2 separate regions of the Homo sapiens genome follow, and region 2 is linked to region 1. The links are chromatin contacts, found by Hi-C or POLR2A ChIA-PET in ENCODE. All regions are on one chromosome and are shown on one strand. The core of a region is the stretch at or near the end of the contact, and the rest is flanking DNA. Distances in the headings are between cores, read along the strand shown.

Region 1 (7,015 bases), core at 1,981-4,480:
TTCTTTTTTCCCAATCCTTTGACATAACTATATAAATTTTATACATTATTGAAATCAGCCTTTTATTTGGAACTTTTGCATCTATAACCACAAATGAAATTAATACTTTTCTTTTGGCCTGTCTTTATTGAATTTCTTTTCTTTTCTTTTCTTTCTTTTGGAGACAGTCTCGCTCTGTCGCCCAGGCTGGAGTGCAGTGCCCCAATCTTGGCTCACTGCAACCTCTGCCTCCGGGTACAAGTGATCCTCCAGCCTCAGCCTCCCCAGTAGCTGGAAGTACAGGTGTGCGCCACCACATCCGGCTAATCTTTGTAGAAAGGGGGTTTTGCCATGTTGCCGAGGCTGGTCTCAAACTCCTAGCCTCAAAGTGATGCTCCTGCCTCAGCCTCCCAAACTGCTGAGATTACAGGTATGAGCCACCATGCCCGGCCATGTCTTTAATAAATTTTATGCCACTTAGACAAAAATTCATTGGAGAGCATATATAAGTTGGATATAAATACATTGAATAATCATTATTAGTTCAAAAATTAGCTAAAATTCAGCTATAACCATCTGGGTATGGTACCTTTTTAATTGTACATACTTTAAAATATCTTAAATAAAATAAAGCATTTCATTATGGTTATTATTCTGTTCAGATTTTCTACTTCTTAGTAGAAATCAGTGATTTAAATTTCATTAGAAAATCTACAGTTTCCTCTACCATGGTTATAGAGTTGTACATAACAGCCTCAAAATTCTTTTAAACCCAGGCCTGGGCACGGTGGCTCACTCCTGTAATCCCAGCACTTTGGGAGGCTGAGGTGGGCGGATCACCTGAGGTCAAGAGTTTGAAACCAGCCTGGCCAACGTGATGAAACCTCGTCTCTACTAAAAATACAAAGAATACAGGCGGGCACCTGTAATCCCAGTTACTTGGGAGGCTGAGGCAGGAGAATCACTTGAACCCGGGAGGCAGAGGTTGCAGTGAGCTGAGACGGCATCACTGCACACCAGCCTGGGCAACAAGAGCAAAACTCCGTCTCAAGAAAAAAAAAAACTCTTAAACTCTTTATGTTTTTTTTTTCGCATTTCTAATGTTTTTGCTTTATTTTGCTCTTGTATATCAGTCTTGTGTTTCATTTATCTTTTAGTACTAAACTGTGGATTTTTAAATTTTGGTCCAGTAGTTTGTTTTCTAGTTTGTAAACTAGAAATACTTAAGAATTTTTTTTAATGAAATGTTATAAGTAATGTTTCACAAGAAAGAAACGATAATGGCCAAAAATATAAGGGACTACTTTTTAACTGAAAAGAAAAAAAGTCACAATTACACATCCTAGAAGTTAACTGCTGTTAACAATTAACTTTAAAGATATTATTGCCCAAGTGCCTATGTTTCTGCTATTTATAACTTTGTTTTTTTTCTTTTTGAGACGCAGTCTCGCTCTATCGCCAGGCTGGAATGCACCTCCTTAGTAGCTGGGACTACAGGTGCACACCACCACGCCAGGCTAATTTTTGTATTTTTAGGAGAGACGAGGTTTCACCATGTTGGCCAGGATGGTCTCGATCTCCTGACCTTGTGATCTGCCTGCCTCGGCCTCCCAAAGTGCTAGGATTACAGGCGCGAGCCACTGCGCCTGACCTATTTATAACTTTTTTTTTTTTTTGAGATGAAGTCTCACTGTCACCAGGCTGGAGTGCAGTGGTACAGTCTCGGCTCACTGCAACCTCCGCCTCCCAGATTCAAGGTATTCTCTTAGCCTCCTGAGTAGCTGGGACTACAGGTGCGCGCCACCACACCCAGGTAAATTTTGTATTTTTAGTAGAGACAGGGTTTCACCATGTTGGCCAGGATGGTCTTGATCTCTTGACCTCGTGATCCGCCCGCCTTGGCCTCCCAAAGTGCTGGGATTACAGGTGTGAGCCACCGTGCCCAGCCTATAACATTTTTAAATACAGTATTTATTTTAAAAAATTGGTTTATTTTAGTAGCACTTTTAGTAACACAAAAGTGCTTTTATTTTAGTAGCACTTTTAGTAACACAAAAGTGCTACTAAAATTGGTTTATTTTAGTGGCACTTTTCCAGGTCCTAAAGTATTTCTCGAACATACTTCTGTCATTAAATATCCTTCTGCAACTTAATCCTCAAATAATGACGTTGCAGCCCACTATATTGGTTTTCCGTTATTTCCGCTGCAGACCCAACTATCCCTCATCCTTCTCCAGTCCCTTCGGCATCCTGAGCCTGTGACTGCGCCCCTTCAGTCTCTCCTAGGCCACATCCCCAAACCTCTAGGACAGGTCGTTTCCCAGACACCCTCCAGGCCAGCCTGTGGCCCGGCCCGAGCAGAAATTAGTGACTTAAATGTTGAGATGCCAGAAGACCTGGACTGGGGCATGAATTCCCAGCCCAAACTTAGCCACCCGGCTTTATCGGGATTGTGGCCCAGGTCAGTGAAGCCCCAGGTCCGGGCCGACTCCTAATTCGTGGCGTGGCCGGGAGTCGCCCTCTCCTGATCCACCCCAGAGCGCGGCTCCCTGTGGAGGGTACCCTGGGTGGTCCGCTCCCTGGCTTTTTACAGCACTTGTGAGAGGCCTTTGGGCACACACACAAACCCCACTCCCTGACCCTCCGTTTGGGGCGAGGGCGGCTGCAGCCGGGTTAACTTCGCGGACTCTGGAAGCCCTGGCGGCGGGCCCGGCCGCCCCTTCCCGGGTTTGCGGCTACATTTTTCTGAAGCCTCCACGGCCCCACAGCCTTTTTCTAGCCGTCAGCGGCCAACTATTGCTGCCTGGGCCTGTGTGTTTGCCCAGTTCCTGGGAGGGTGCTCGGGTGCAGCTGGGCAGTCTGGCCTCGGCTTCACTGGAGGCGGGGAACTGGACATGACTGTGAGCGCCAGTGACCGTGGTGCGGTCCAGGCCCCGGGTGGCGCACCCACCTCTGGACTACATTTCCCAGGGGGCCCCGCGGCCAACCTTTTCCGGCCGAAGAAGGCTAGTCACCTTTCCTTGGCGGGTGTTGGAAAGCAAAGGGCTGGAACGTCCCGGGCTGCGGAGCTCGCTGGGTTGGGATGGACTCGTTCAGACCTGAGTGCTAGGACGCCGAAGGGGGCGGTGAGGCGTCCCGGCGAGGAGCTGGGGTCGTCTGGAGTTTAAAAGACAGGTGGCTCTCGGAGATGTGCGGGCTGCATGCCCACGCTTCACCGCTAGGGGAGGTCAGGGCTGTGCGATGGGGAAGGAAGAGAGTGTCGGGGCGGTGCAGTCGGGATGGGAGAAGGGTGTCAGGGCCACTGGCCCCCAGCTCGGCAGAGGGCAGTGTCGGGCCGCGCGCAGGCAGGGAGTGGGTGTGGTGTGAGGCTGGCGCTGGAGCGGTCTGGGAATGTTAGGAGGTCTAGGGTATCGCGGCCCTGCGTCCTCTTGTCTGGACTAAAAGTCCGGGCAGTTCTCCCCGGACCTGGATTGTGGGCCCAGCGACAGGTGCTTGGCGATCTGTGCCCGCTGTGCCTGCGGGGCTGTGGTGGGAGTCCTGTCTGCACGGTATTCTGTGTGGCTGTGCATGTAAGTGTGAGCGTGTGCCGGGTCATCGACCCCATCTTTGGGAGGCCTGGGAGGGGGCGGGACACCCTCGCTGTACATTCTGGGGATACGCTGGGCGGGGTCTGCCCTGTGGATGGGTCCTGGCCGTCTACGCAAACCCCAACTGAGACTAGTCAGTAGGTAGTGAATCTCTGTGAATGGCCTTCCCTCCATCGGGTCTATCTCTGGTGTGTGTTGAGGGTGGAAATGGTTCTAGAGTTTGGGGCTGGGAAGTCCCTGCTATATCCACTTCTCTGTTCTTTCACCCAGTAGCCACCAGGGATCTAGACCCATAAAGGTGCCCCCAGCCTAAAGGACAGCAGTTTGAGACCCTGACAGGTGGGTCCATTTAAGCTGTGTCTTGGCGCCACAGACTTTTGGGCTCAGTGTAAGACGCTAGGCCTGAAAGTTTCCCAAGTTAGGCTGTTATGGAGGAAGAGGGCTACGGTCTGGGGGGCTCTCCCAGGACTTCTCTCTGGGCTCCTAAGGTCACCTGCATTTCTTTGTGAGGATGACAGAGAGCGGTGGCGTTGCAGCTTCTTTGGTCTCCCTTTCAGTGCCTGGGGTGGGGCAGGAGTTTGGCCTCCCAAGGGGTTCAGGGAGGGATTCAGGATGGCTTCTTAACGTTTTTCCACATCTTTCTTTAAGAACCCAGAAGAGGAGAGAACTGCTGTGCGTCTGAAGTGATGGCGGAGGTAAGTTGCATTTGACATTTTCTTGGAAAGGACTTACTGGTTTTCAGGACAGTGTCCTATTTCAGAAATTTATCTAAAATATTTACATTCATGATTTGGACAAAGGGGAAGAGGGGAGGAAACTGCATTTATGTAGCATTTTCCTAAAGCAGCCTAGGGCTGTCTATTTTGCAAACATTGTCTCATCTGATCTAGAATTTCCACTTCCCTGGATTTTATTCATGCTCACAACAGTGTTGACAGAGAACATGCCTCAGTGATTTGGCAGGGAAATTGAACAACAGAATTAGCTTTTTCAGTCTCACTGATTTCTGCATTGTCCCCTCCATGATCATATGCAATAGCCTTTTTGCTTACCAATTTTTTTTTTTTTTTTTTGAGACAGAGTCTCGTTCTGTTGCCCAGGCTGGAGTGCAGTGGTGTGATCTCAGCTCACTGCAACCTCCGCCTCCTCGGTTCTAGTGATTCTTCTGCCTCAGCCTCCTGAGTAGCCGAGATTACAGGCACACACCACCACGCCCAGCTAATTTTTGTATTTTTAGTAGAGACGGGGTTTTGCCATCTTGCCCAGGCTGATCTCGAACTCCTTAACTCAGGCAATCCACCTGCCTCGGCCTCCCAAAGTGCTGGGATTACAGGCGAGAGCCATCTTGCACGGCCCGCTTATCAATTTCTTTCTTTCTTTCTTTTTTTTTTTTTTGAGACCGAGTTTCCTCTGTTGCCCAGGCTGGAGTGCAATGGCACAATCTCGGCTCACTGCAACCTCCGCCTCCCAGGTTCAAGCGATTCTACTGCCTCAGCCTCCTGAGTAGCCGGGATTACAGGCACGTGCCACCACGCCCGGCTAATTTTTTGTATTTTTAGTAGAGATGGGGTTTCACTGTGTTGGCCAGGATGGTCTCGATCTCCTGACCTCGTGATCCGCCCGCCTAGGCCTCCCAATGGAGCCTTGCTCTGTCGCCAGTTAGGAGTGCAGTGGTGTTATCTCAGCTCACTGCAACCTCCGCCTCCCAGGTTCAAGCGATTCTCCTGCCTCAGCCTTGCGAGTAGCTGGGACTACAGGCGCATGCCACCACGCCCAGCTAATTTTTCTATTTTTAGTAGAGACAGGGTTTCACCATGTTGGCCAGGATAGTCGCAGTCTCTTGACTTTGTGATCTGCCTGCCTTGGCCTCCCAAAGTGCTGGCAGCAGGCGTGAGCCACCGCGCCAAGACTTTTTTTTTTTTTTTTTTTTTGAGACAGAGTCTTGCTCTGTCACTCAGGCTGGAGTGCAGTGGTGTGATCTGAGCGTGATCTGAGCTCGCTGCAACCTCTGCCTCCCTGGTTCAAGCAATTCTTCTGCCTCAACCTCCTGAGTAGCTGGGATTACAGGCGTGCGCCACCATGCCCAGCTAGTTTTTGTGTTTTTAGTAGAGATGGGGTTTCACCATGTTGGTCAGGCTGGTCTCCTACTCCTGACCTTGTGATCTCCCTGCCTCGGCCTCCCAAAGTGCTGGAATTACAGGCGTAAGCCACCACGCCTGGCCTCAATTTCTTATAACCTGGAATGCCTACCTGTCCACTTTATCTCCGGATAGTTTTTCAAGATAGAAATAACCTGAATGCCCTCTTATGATTAAAGTGATATACAATTTTTGCAAAAGTTTCAAAATTTGAGGGAGTCACAAAGAAAGTTTAAGTCACCCCATCCGTGGTCCCACTATCCAGATGGTCACTATTAATGTTTTCAGATTATTTTGTCTGCTTATATGTGTAGTCATGTGATTTTTTTTTTTCAGAGTGGGTTCATACTACTAACAGAAGTAGCTAACTTATTGAGCATGCACTTTGAGCCACTTATAGTTGGACTTTCTTTACAGATGTGATCTTGTTTAATCCACATAACAACCCTATTAGACAGGTATGACTATATTTCATTAATTCTCTGATGTACTTTTTCTCACATTTTAATCTCTCTGAAATCAAAATGGGGTTTACAAAAATTCTTGGCAAGTCATAGTTTCATTGATGGCATTTTTTTTTCTTTCCTAGTATATAAAGTTATAAGGGCCTTATTATCAGTGACATCTCAGACTCAATGAAATAGAGTATTATTCTAAGTTGACAACTGAGGAAATCAAGTCACTCGCCTCAAAGTTACGCAGTTAAAAATGGTAGAGCTGGCCGGGTGCGGTGGCTCATGCCTGTAATCCCAGCACTTTGGGAGGCCAAGGCGGGCGGATCACCTGAGGTCGAGAGTTCAAGACCAGCCTGACCAACATGGAGAAACCCCATCTCTACTAAAAATACAAAATTAGCCAGATGTGGTGGCGCATGCCTGTAATCCCAGCTACTCGGGAGGCTGAGGCAGGAGAATCGGCTGAACCTGGGAGGTAGAGGTTGTGGTGAGCCAAGATTGCGCCATTGCACTCCAGCCTGGGCAACAAGAGCAAAACTCCGTCTAAGAAAAAAAAAGAAAGGGTAGAGCTGGGGTTTCTACATCACCTACTGACTTCCTTTGCCCACTTGTCAAAGAATGCTATTTTTTAATTTATTTTAAACAACATTTCATATGTTCAGCATATTTTCTCTTTGTCATTTATACGTTGTTTTAGAAATATTTTTTCACAGTTAATCTATTTTGTGTGCTTTTAGATTCATTTAGTTTTCATAAATGTATTCAGATAAATCAACTCTTTTCTTAAAATTTTTCCCTTTTTGCTGTGCCAGATGGTCTTTCTTACCACAAAAATAGAATAGTTACTTTTATATTT
Region 2 (7,015 bases), core at 2,733-5,232, 810 kb after region 1:
AAAGAAAAAAAGGCATCCAAATTGATTAAGAGGAAGTCAAACTTGCTGTTCGCCGATGATATAATCATATACCTAGAAAACCCTAAAGACTTACCCAAAAAGCCCCTAGATCTGACAAATAAATTCAGTAAAGTTTCAAGATACAAAATTAATGTACACAAATCAGTAGCATTGCTATATACCAACATCGGCTAAGCTGAGAATCAAATCAAGAACTCAACCTCTTTTACAACAGCTGCAAAAAAAAAAAAAAAACCACAAAAGAAAACAAAAACAAAACAAAACAAAACAAAAACAAACAAACTTAGGAATATACCTAATCAAGGAGGTGAAAGATCTCTACAAGGAAAACTACAAAACACTGCTGAAGGAAATCATAGATGACACAAACAGATGGAAGCACATCCCCCGCTCATGGATAGGTAGAATCAGTATGGCGAAAATGACCATACTGCCAAAAGCGATCTATAAATTCAATGCAATTTCCATCAAAATACCATCACCATTCTTCACAGAATTAGAAAAAACAATCCTAAAATGCATATGGAACAAAAAAAGAGCCCGCATGGTCAAAGCAAGACTAAGCAAAAAGAACAAATCTGGAGACATAACATTCCCTGACTTCAAACTATACTACAAGACAATCGTTACCAAAACAGCATGGGACTGGTATAAAAACAGGCATGTAGACCAATGGAAGAGAATAGAGAACCCAGAATAAAGCCAAATACTTACAGCCAACTGATCTTCGACAAAGTAAACAAAAACATAAAGTGGGGAAAAGACACACTATTCAAAAAATGGTACTGGGATAATTGGCAAGCCACGTGTAGAAGAATGAAACTGGAGCTTCATCTCTCACCTTAGAGAAAAATCAACTCAAGATGGATCAAAGACTTAAATCTAAGACCTGAAACCATAAAAATTCTAGAAGATAACATTGGAAAAACTCTTCTACACATTGGCTTAGGCAAAGAGTTCATGACCAAGAACCCAAAAGCAAATGCAACACAAGTAAAGATAAATAGATGGGACTTAATTAAACTAAAAAGCTTCTGCACAGCAAAAGAAATAATCAGCAGAGTAAACAGACAACCCACAGGATAGGAAAAAGTATTCACAAACTGTACATCCAACAGAGGACTGACATCCAGAATCTACAAGGAACTCAAACAAATCAGCAAGAAAAAAACAAATAATCCCATCAAAAAGTAGGCTAAGGATATGAATAGACAATTCTCAAAAGAAGATATACAAATGGTCAACAAACATATGAAAAAATGCTCAACATCACTAATGATCAGGAAAATGCCAATAAAAATCACAATGTGATACCAATTTGCTCCCTAAGAATGACCATAATTTTAAAAAATCAAAAGATAATAGATGTTGCCATGGTTGTGGTGAAGAGAGAACACTTCTACACTACTGGTGGGAACAAAAACTAGTACAACCACTATGACAAACAGTATGAAGATTCCTTAAAAAACTAAAAGTAGAACTACCATTTGATCCAGCAATCCCACTAATGGGTATCTACCCAGAGGAAAAGAAGTCATTATATAAAATTATTTTATTTTTTTTTCAGTGATAGAGACAGGAGTCTCACCATGTTGGCCAGGCTGGTCTCGAACTCCTGGCCTTAAGTGATCTGCTGGCCTCAGCCTCCCAAAATGCTGGGATTACAGGTGTGAGCCACTGCACCCAGACAGAAGTAATTATATGAAAAAGACACTTGCACACACGTTTATAGCAGCACAATTGCAAAAATATGGCAACAGCCTAAATGCCCATCAACAAGTGGATAAAGAAAATTTGGTGTACGTACACATATATATACACTATGGAATACTACTCAGCCATAAAAAGGAATGAAATAACAGCATTGGATGCAACCTGAATGGAGTTGGAGACCATTATTCTAAGTGAAGTAACTCAGGAATGGAAAACCAAACATTACATGTTCTCATTTATGAGTGGAAGCTAAGCTATGAGGATGCAAAGACATAATAATGATATAATGGATCTCAGGAGGCTGAGGCAGGGGAATTGCTTGAACTCAGGAGGCAGAGGTTGCAGTGAACCGAGACTGCGCCACTGCACTCCAGCCTGGCCATAGAGCAAGCCTTTGTCATAAAAAAAAAAAAAAAAGCCGGTCGTGGTGGCTCATGCTTGTAATCCCAGCACTTTGGGAGGCCGAGGCGGGCAGATCACGAGGTCAGGAGACTGAGACCACGGTGAAACCCAGTCTCTAATAAAAATACAAAAAATTAGCCGGGCGTGGTGGCGGGCGCCTGTAGTCCCAGCTACTCGGAGAGGCTGAGGCAGGAGAATGGCCTGAACCCGGGAGGCAGAGCTTGCAAGTGAGCCGAGATCGCACCACTGCACTCCAGCCTGGGCGACAGAGCGAGACTCTGTCTCAAAAAAAAAAAAAAAAAAAAAGTAATATTTAAGAGGTGGTCTCTTGAAGTAACTAATACAAATTCTGTTGTTAGTCTTTTAGGATATGACTTTCAGATTTAAGCTCTGATACTTAATAAAATGTGTCTTAAAGTCTCATTGGTAAATTGGGAGAAAATGTCATTTAGCATATAAAATAGTCTGAAGATGAAGTAAAATAATCCACATAAGGCTGGGTGCGGTGGCTCACGCCTGTAATCCCAGCACTTTGGGAGGCCGAGGCGGGTGGATCATGAGGTCAGGAGTTCGAGACCAGCCTGGCCAAGATGGTGGGATTACAAGCATGCACCATCACGCCAGACTAATTTTTGTATTTTTAGTAGTGATGGGGTTTCGTCATGTTGGCCAGGCTGGTCTCGAACTCCTGACCTCAAGTGATCCGTCCGCCTTGGCCTCCTAAAATGGTGCGATTACAGGCGTGAGCCACCACACCCGGCCAAATATGAGAACGTTAATGAGATTCAGCTCAATGGCTCCCAACATCTACTGGAAAGAAAGCAGATTGGTATTAGGACATTCAGACACATTTCAGATGAAGTAAAACATACTCTAAAACCAGTAACCTTAGGAAAGAAAAAAGCCAACTAGCCTAAACATTGAGTTTTAGATGTGAAAGAATTTTTTTCCTCCTCATTAGAGTCCTTTTGAGGAATAGCAGGACCAGGGAGGGAGAAAAAAATCATGAGTTATCAGGCCTTTCCTTGAAGCACGGAATGCCTCCTTACACAATACCCTCCACGCCTTCCCTGTTCACACACTTTAACACATGGAGGTAGGAGAGAGGCTGGAATCTGGGTATGAGTTCACAGCAGGTTCCTGGGGTCAGAGCTCTGGGAAAGACGAGGTTCTGAGACAGGTAGCTCGCTCTCAGAGCTCACAAAGAAATAACCTCCCAGGCGTTTCCAATCTCACAGCAAGTCAATGCCTTCTTGCTGGAAAACTTGATGTAGAGTTCAGTATCCAACTTCCCTCTTGCAGACATTTTTTGTGTGTGTCAGCCGCAAGCAGCTGTGAGGAGGGAGGAGAGAAGCAGCAGCCGGGAACCTACAGCCAAGACTCAAAGTGACACCGCAGTGCCACCGCAATCAACGTACATGAAAAGGACAAGCACCTCATATCCCCGTCACGCAAGCACAGCCACTCACTCACCTGTCACAGCCTCACAACCGCACCCACCGTCAAGGAGGCACATCCCAGCCTCTCACACGCAGTTTCTCTGTCACACACTCTCAAACATTCCCCATCTGACATATACAACATTCTCTCACGTGCGCACTCAAATACCCTCCTCTGCTGTTCATGCACCCACGGGCCTGAGATTCCGATAACAACTGGCCGTCCACACTAGAGGCTTCCACGGTTAAAGGGCTTCCTCCACCACCCCGGCTGGTTTAGGTTGGGCTCCAACGTAACTTGATTGCCCAGAGCCCTCCCTGCGAGTACTCTGTGCCTGTTATATACTGAAATGAGTTCAACCCACCTTGCAAAAGAACCACGCGAAAACGGAAGGGAAGCCATAGATTGGGTGTTCCCGTTGCCCTCTGGGAAATGTAGTTTAAGCCTAAAGCTCCATGACCGCGGTGGCTTGTGGGAAAAGTGGCTCGGAACCCCAAATCCCGGTTAGATTGCAGGCACCGCCGGACGCTGGCTCCCGGAGGTTTTAGTTTTCCCTCTACCAGGAGTGTGAAGACACAGAGACTTATTGCGCTGGCGAAGATGGCTGAGGCGAAGGCGTGTCCGACTTGTCCTCGGAGTTCTGAGGGTTTCAGTGACCCCAGAAGGCTGAGAAGTGGAATCCGAACTCGAGGCTGCCCGAAGCCTCGGGCTGTTTGAGTGTAGAGCCGGTAGGGGAGGGCTTTCAAAGTGTGGCCGCGAGGGCGAGCGTGGGGGATCGGTTATGAGCTCCCGAGGGCGGGGACTCTGCTCTGTGTCCCCTGAGGAAGTCCAGTCTTGTTATAAGGTATGAGAAAAGTAACTTTTTAAAAATGGACAAATAATAATTGTATGTTTTATATACTGATAGGGTACAATATGCTGTTTTGATCTATGTTTACAATGCGAAATGATTAAATCAAGCTAATTAAATCCATCACCTCACTTTTTTGTGGTGAAAACATTTAAAATCTACTTTTAGCAATTTTGAAACATGCAACACATTATTTATGTAGTTGCTATTCTATGCAATCGATTAACAAAGTTTATTTCTCCTGACTAACTGAAATTTTGTACTGTTTTAATTAACATCTCCCTTTTCCCCATTTTTCAGTCTCTGGTAAACACCATTCTTTGCCTCTTAAGAGTTAGACTTTTTTAGATTCCACAAATACCACTTATGTGGTATTTGGTATTTATCTTTCTGTTACTGGCTTCTCTCACTTAGCATAATGTCCTCCTGGTTTATCCATGTTGTCACAGATGACAGAATTTTCCTTGTTTTATTTTTATTTTTTATTTATTTTTTAAAAATCTATTTACTTATTATTATTTTTTGAAACGGAGTTTCGCTCTTGTCACCCAGGCTGGAGTGCAGTGGCACAGTCTCAGCTCACTGCAACCTCTGCCTCCCCTGTTCAAGCGATTCTTGTGTCTCAGCCTCCCAAGTAGCTGGGATTATAGGCATGCGCCACCACGTCGGCTAATTTTTGTATTTTTAGCAGTGACAGGGTTTCACCATGTTGATCTGGCTGGTCTCGAACTCCTGACCTCAGGTGATCCACCCACCTTGGCCTCACAAAATGCTGCATTTACAGGCGCGAGCCACTGTGCCCGGCCGATTTTCCTCTTCTTAAAAAGTGAATAGTATTCCTTTATATATACATATATATATGTGTATAAGGTTATATACATAATATATATAATATGTAACATTTTCTTTATCCACTTATAACATGCTGGACACCTAGGTTGCTTCCGTATCCAATGCAGAATAATGCTGCAGTGAATGGTAGTGCAGTTATCTCTTCAGCATGCTGATTTCAATTCCTTTAGCTATACACCCACCGGTGGGGTTGCTGGAACATATAGTAATTCTATTTTTAGTTTCTGATGAATCTCCATATTATTTTCCATCATGGCTGTATTAATTTACATTGGGAAATGTACGTACTTTTGATGTTGTTGTGAATGGACTGGTTTATTCAATAAATTGTGTTAGGTACATTGACTAATAGTGTGTAGAAGTAAAGTTATATTTACTTAATTCTTAAAGGTATAGTCAAAACAGACTGAATAATTAAATGTAAAAATGATCTGGAGAAAACCTTTTTTTTTTTTTTTGAGATGGAGTCTCGCTCTGTTGCCCAGGCTGGAGTGCAGTGGCGCGATCTCGGCTCACTGCAATCTCTGTCTCCCGGGTTCAAGTGCTTCTCCTGCCTCCCGGGTTCAAGTGCTTCTCCTGCCTCAGCCTCCCAAGTAGCTGGGATTACAGGCATGTGCCACCACACCTGGCTAATTGTATATGTTTTAAAAAATTAACTTAGGAATAGATTTTCTAAGCTAAATTGAAGGGAAATGCTAAGGAAATAGTGAGATTTTACTTGATAATTATGTGTCTGAATGAATCAGCCAATTAATAAAATTAAAACAGACCTCGGGCCATGGTGCATGCCTGTCATCCCAGTACTTTGTGAGGCCAAGACAGAGATCGCTTGAGTCCAGGAGTTTGAGCCCAGCCTGAGCAACACATCAAAACGCTGTCTCTACAAAAAAATACAAAAATTAGCCAGGCGGGGTGGCTCATGCCTGTAGTCCCCACTACTTGGGAGGCTGAGGCAGGAGGATCACCTGAGCCTGGAGAAGTCGAGGCTGCAGTGAGCTGTGATCGTGTCACTGCACTTCTAGCCTGGGCGACAGAGTGAGACCCTGTTCCAGAGAAACTAAAATAAAGTGAAATGAAAACAAATACAAGACAAAAATTGATCGACTTATTTTAACACATAGTATGATGAGAGACATAGATAACAGTACTAACCCGGTGTGTTTCTGTTGATCAAAGTCACGGTCACTAGTCTAAAGGAAATAGGAATAGTGACTATAAATTCACAACCATTTACAACATTAGAAATACTAATTATCTTCAGATATATCAGACTCACAATTACTTGCCCTTTTAAGAATTCATCCTGTTCTCCATAAGGAAGAAAGTATTGATAACTCTTTTTTTCCCTTAACTTAGCACTTTGTGCTTCTGAATCTCTGAATTTGTGTTCACATCTTAACACTTTTTTTTTTTTGCAATTATTTTCTGTAGCTTTTTGTCTTCAGTTGAGACATCTCCTATATTCTCTTTACACTTTTCCACAAATGACCCAATTTTTTTGTAAGCATCATTGATGAGTTCCATGTATGTGATGACGGTGTAATGATAAATTATCAATGTGGTTTCCCTCCAGTCTTGTTCATTATTCAAGTGACTCTCCTTGGCTGAGCAACAGGCCAGGAGGTATCTATGACATTTTGTTCAGGTTAAGCAGTAAGAATAAAACAAAATCGACATTATCTTTTTCATATTTTAAACACAAGCCAACAAATAATTTGGAAGGACCCATGATTAGAC

The links. A loop is a pair of places that touch in the nucleus more often than their neighbours do. ChIA-PET counts read pairs that join two places held with the same protein, here RNA polymerase II (POLR2A). Pooled maps may share reads with other maps.
Region 2: a loop to region 1 is called in a map of naive thymus-derived CD4-positive, alpha-beta T cell, with 20 times the contacts of the local background. The contact joins the promoter of ZNF573 here to the enhancer-like site in region 1. A Hi-C loop is called at or near these places in 2 of 168 maps with a recorded cell type or tissue (CD4-positive, alpha-beta memory T cell and naive thymus-derived CD4-positive, alpha-beta T cell), 1 of 37 single-sample maps with no recorded cell type and 12 of 50 pooled maps. POLR2A ChIA-PET finds 5 or more read pairs at or near these places in 1 of 52 experiments (HEK293).

What each region holds. Positions count from the first base shown.
Region 1 is chr19:36,970,206-36,977,220 of GRCh38, forward strand. It overlaps a transcript of ZNF568 not described here. Among named protein-coding and RNA genes, the nearest start is that of ZNF568, 57 kb to the left of the region's middle. Within about 2 kb of position 3,231, at least 32 of the 41 ENCODE cell types and tissues checked have a DNase peak (open chromatin) inside an H3K27ac peak, as active enhancers do.
Region 2 is chr19:37,775,604-37,782,618 of GRCh38, forward strand. It overlaps ZNF573 (zinc finger protein 573), which reads right to left and starts at 3,983. Exons shown (of 5, transcript NM_001172690.2): 1 at 3,941-3,983. RefSeq lists enhancers at 3,471-4,134, 3,926-4,220, 3,927-4,276, 4,135-4,797.